2 separate regions of the Homo sapiens genome follow, and region 1 is linked to region 2. The links are chromatin loops, found by intact Hi-C in ENCODE. Cell type or tissue: dorsolateral prefrontal cortex. All regions are shown on one strand.

Region 1 (2,500 bases), 300 kb after region 2:
AAAAAGGACTTCAGAATTTTGTTTTCACTAGGCGATTAGATTGAGCATCTTTTCTGTTTCCTTATACTATTGCCATTTTAAATTAATGAACATATTCTACTTTGATACTTGAAAAAGCTTTCCAGGAACTTACTTTTAACCCTCAACTTTGAATGATGGAAAAATCAAAGCGATTGATTCATCATAGCAGTAATTATGGACTGTGTGACTGCTATCCAGTGTAAGGTCCAATTGAAAAATAATTTGTGGATGAGTAGGTTAATGGTCAGTTGGCTTGCATGCTTTTATTTATTAATATCTTGTCTGGCTTGTTCTAAACAAGACAGTTGACTATTAAAGGTATTATTTTTCTAAATTTAAATATCCTTTTTCTGGTCTTAGTTTCTGTCATAAAACACCTGCTGTTGTGTATGGTTTTTTATTTTGGCTCCTATGGAACAAAGATCAGGGTATAGCAGGGATGAAGGTTTTGGTTGATTTCAGATTTCAATTGGCTTCTTAGTTCTTTTCTATAATCAGGAAACTGCATACACATTAAGGTTACCTTATTTTGAAATTATAATCGTAGCATTTTATGGAATCTCCTACAGATATTCACCCATCCATGTTTATTTAATTACCCATTTAGAAAACAGTGAATATGTTTCACTATACAGATGGGGAAGAATTAGGAGACACAGACACTGACCTAAAGACATTTAAAAATATATATTTTATGTGGGCTGGGCACGGTGGCTCACGCCTGTAATCCCAGCACTTTGGGAGGCCGAGGAAGGTGGATCACGAGGTCAGGAGTTCAAGACCAGCCTGGCCAACATGGTGAAACACTGTCTCTATTAAAAATACAAAAATTAGCTGGGCGTGGTGGTGGGTGCCTGTAATTGCAGCTACTCCAGAGGCTGAGGCAGGAGAATTGCTTGAACCTGGGAAGCGGAGGTTGCAGTGAGCTGAGATCCCGCCACTGCACTCCAGCCTGGGCGATAGAGCAAGACTCCATCAAAAAATGTGTATATATCTTATGTGATAGGGAAGATGAAAGAAATATTGCCACTTCTTTTACGGCCAGATGTTATATTACTATTATAGGCAAGAAAACCTATAAGAGTTCAGGAGGGCAGCACTGCCCCCTAGAGGAGGTGTGGGCCTGGAGCTGGACATGCTGAAGGATGGGTGGGATTTGAAATAGTGATGGAGCAAAGGAGAAAAGAGGCGGTAAATGAATGCAGGGCAGGTGCCAGCTGTGTGCCCCGCCTCCTGCTCCTGTTGCTGGTGCTGTGCTCTCTGTGTAGAGTTCTTCAGAGACCCTCTTCTGTGCTGTCCACGTCAGTGCCTGAAATCTTTTCTTCCTAGATCCCTGTTCTTTTACAAATCTCTCGCCCATCTCAGATTTGCATACCTAAATATATCAGCTATCATGCTGTTAATGCAGTCCTCCCATTAACAGAATCTACTCTTCTTGGATTTTTACTTTTTTTTTTTAACCTCTGCAACAGCAAGGAATATAGTATGTAACTATAAATGAATTGTGTCCAGCCGAGTCAGCTGGCATGATGAGAGCTGGGAAGGATTAAGGACCGGTGTGCACGGAAGGAAGGATGAAGCTTTAAAGTCCAGAATAAGGTATTAGGACTTTGTGGTGTTTGACACTGAGGAACCTTTTAAGCTTTATGAGCAGGAGATGTGTATAATAAAAAAGTAACAATTCCTGCCTGGGTTTGATAGAAATAAGATTTTATTGGTTCAGATTTCTCTATTCTACTGTAACTGGTTTTTTTTTTTTTTTTTGCTTTGTTGTTGTTGTTGTTGTTTTGTTTTTTGAAATGGAGTTTTGCTCTTGTTGCCCAGGCTGGAGTGCAGTGGCGCGGTCTTGGCTCACTGCAACCTCTGCCTCCCGGGTTCAAGCCTGGAGGTGAACATGTGATTCTTCTGCCTCAGCCTCCTGAGTAGCTGGGATTACAGGTGCGGCACCACCTCACCTGGCTAGTTTTTGTGTTTTTAGTAGAGACAAGGTTTTACCATGTTGGCCAGGCTGGTCTTTAACTCCTGACCTCAGGTGATCTGCCTGCCGTGGCCTCCCAAAGTGCTGGGATTACAGATGTGAGCCATCACACCTGGCCTCTAACTGTTTTTACTCATTTTCCCTCCAATTATATAGTAAAACTTGATTTCTTCCATTAAGGTAGATTATTTTCTCTTTATTTCCCTACACATCCATAGTAAGCTGGAAGAAAATATTATCCTCTGAATTCATTTATCATAGGTGACAACTCACTATTTTTGAAGTCACTTTCACCTACCATCCTTGCAGTCTTTCTGTGCGAACACATTATATCCTTCTCCCACCCCTTCACTGTCATGGCCTCCAAAAGTCATAATTTGAATTTTGTGTCTCAGACTAGAGAAGGCATTATGTCTTTTGAAAGACTGCTTCATCCTTTTAAACCCTAATTTTTAAGCATTTTTTTAACTCCTGGAAAAATCAATATGTGACACAATGAAC
Region 2 (2,500 bases):
CCAAGACAGGCAAATCCCTTGAGCCCAAAAGTTTGAGACCAGCCTAGGAAACATGGTGAAATCTCATCTCTACAAAACACAAAAATTAGCTGGGTGTTCTGGCACATGCCTGTGGACACAGCTACTTCGGAGGCTGAGGTGAGAGCAGCACTTGAGCTCGGGGGTCAAAGCTGCAGTGAGCCATAATTGCACCATTGCACTCCAGCCTGGGCAACAGAGAGAGACTTTGAGAAAGAAAGAAGGAAGGAAGGAAGGCAGGCAGGCAGGAAGGAAGGAAGGAAAGAAAGAGAGAGAGAGTGGAGGGAGGTAGGAGGAAAGGAGGGAGGGAAAGAAGGAAGAAAGAAAGAAAAGAAAAAGAAAGAAGAAAGAAAAAGAAAGAAAGAAAAAAAGAAAAAAGAAAGATTGATTAGTGGTTTTCTGGGGGTAGGAAGGAGGGGGCGGGAAGTGAGTGCAAATGGGTAAGGGGCTTTTTGGAGGGGGTATTAAAATGCTCTAAAACGTACTCTGGTGATGGTTGCAGACACCTGTGACCACACTAAAAACCGCTGAGTTGTGAGTTTTAAGTGGGTGAATTGTATGGTATGTGAATTATATCTCAATTAAGCTGTTATATCAAAAAGAAAAAAAAGGGGGGCAGGTACTGGAATGGTGAAGTGCAGGCACCCTGTGGCCGGGCTTCCTGGGTGCCCCCCGGTTGCCGCATGTCAGCTTACATGCATGCTTACATGTCAGCGTGTAAGCCCTGGCACCAGTGTCCTCATCTGTAAAACGGATATGCTAATAGACCCTGCTCACATAACTTTGAATAAAAAGCTGGGTGGCATTTGTAATGTACCTAAAACAGTGCCCGGCAGGCAAGTTTGTTAAAAGTTTTTTTTCAAATGAAGCGTTTAGGTAAAATGACCTGAGGCTTGGTAATCTGCCACCAAAACTAAACTCAGCTTTAGAGCCCGGGCGGCCTGTGACTGTCTTGAGTGCTTCCTGTGAAGAAGGAATGAATTTTCCCGGGTTCTGACAGGTGCATGCAGTTCAGATATTCACCAGCAGAGGGCGCCGCATACCAAATACCGCGCAGGGGCCGGTTCCTCCCTGCCTAAGAAGTGCTCTGTGGAGCACTTGTCTGCCCCTCGAGCCTCCAAACGCCCTGGGCGCTCTCGGACCGGACGCTCCTTGCCCACCCACTCCCGGGGCTGGCCTGCTCTTTCTCACCGTGGCCCTTGAGCCCTTTGGCCGAAAGGCTAGTATTTTGCCTCTATCCTGCTCAAAGCCTGGTCTTCAGGGCTGCTTCTGCAATCTGCAGGCTCATCCTCCCTCTCTCTGTCCAGGCTCCACCTGGCTACCCGGGACTGGCTGGAGAGAGACTGGCACTTTCAGACTGGAGCCAGACCACTCCATGTCATTGGACCCCAGGCCCATGACTTGGGCACTTGATACCAAGAGATGAGCTAAAGCCAGACTTCAGATTCCACTTAAACTTGCTGAATGCCCGCTCTTTGCTCTCTTAGACTGGCTCATCCGACCTCACCACGGTGCTTTGAGGTTGGTGCGTCACTCCCATTTTGCACATGAGAAATTGGGGCTCAGAGACATTAAATGACCTGTCTGGGACCACACAGTTGATGGGCAGTCAGGTCTAACTCAGACATTCTGACTCCAAGCCTAATGTTGAGCCCCAATTTTAATTTTCATCTCCTTCTTTCTGTCTCAAGGAAATCCAGAGTTTTAGGATTGGAATGTATCTTTTTTTTTTTTTAGACCGAGTTTTGCTCTTGTCGCCCAGGCTGGAGTGCAATGGCGCGATCTTGGCTCACTGCAACCTCCACCTCCCAGGTTCAAGTGATTCTCCTGCCTCAGCCTCCCGAGTAGCTGGGATTGCAGGCATGCACCACCATGCCTGGCTAATTTTATATTTTTAGTAGAGACGGGATTTCTCCATGTTGGTCAGGCTGGTCTCCAACTCCTGACCTCAGGTGATCCGCCCACCTCAGCCTCACAAAGTGCTGGGATTACAGGTGGGAGCCACTGCGCCCAGCTGATTGGGATGTATCTTAAACTCCACTTCCCATCCAGGTACTCAATGCCTCAGCCAGCCCTGAGTGGGGAGGTACAACCTTTGCTTGGAGACATTTCTGCCTGGCTTCCTCCTGCTTAACTTTCAGGTCTCAGCTTAAACATGGTGGGGACTACTCAGAACCCCAGAATTGATATGAAGATTATTTTAATTTATTACTAAGATTATATGAAGACATTTGAGAGTCAACAGATGCAGAAAGAAGCCCTTTTGGAACTTCCCTTATCTGACTAAAAGCAGCAACTTCTGGGAAACAAAGCTGCCAGAAATTCCTTCTTCATGGGTGGGCCTATTCCCAGGATAGAGACCAAGAGGAAACCTACCAAAAATCCCCACTCTGGGGGAGTTCCATGGGCGTGAAGAAAATGGAAAGACCACTCACTTCTGCATAAACAATCACAAACTTTTCTATTTCCCGTTTGTTCTCCT

Evidence for each region. A loop is a pair of places that touch in the nucleus more often than their neighbours do. Peaks named below come from ENCODE experiments on the same cell type or tissue, not always from the same donor. Only the 100,000 strongest peaks of a DNase experiment are listed, where the experiment ranks them.
Region 1: it touches region 2 in a loop (6-fold over the local background); 19 of 110 quality-filtered maps call a loop at or near these places.

The regions. Positions count from the first base shown.
Region 1 is chr14:89,938,257-89,940,756 of GRCh38, reverse strand. The region is part of intron 3 of EFCAB11 (EF-hand calcium binding domain 11); the gene reads left to right. Among named protein-coding and RNA genes, the nearest start is that of EFCAB11, 15 kb to the left of the region's middle. In dorsolateral prefrontal cortex, CTCF peaks have their summits at 905 and 1,131 (motif pointing left); a DNase peak (open chromatin) is centred at 1,126; H3K4me3 peaks cover 853 bases; H3K27ac peaks cover 529 bases.
Region 2 is chr14:90,234,076-90,236,575 of GRCh38, reverse strand. No RefSeq gene overlaps it. Among named protein-coding and RNA genes, the nearest start is that of PSMC1, 21 kb to the left of the region's middle. In dorsolateral prefrontal cortex, CTCF peaks have their summits at 845 and 1,048 (motif pointing right); a DNase peak (open chromatin) is centred at 1,055; H3K4me3 peaks cover 267 bases.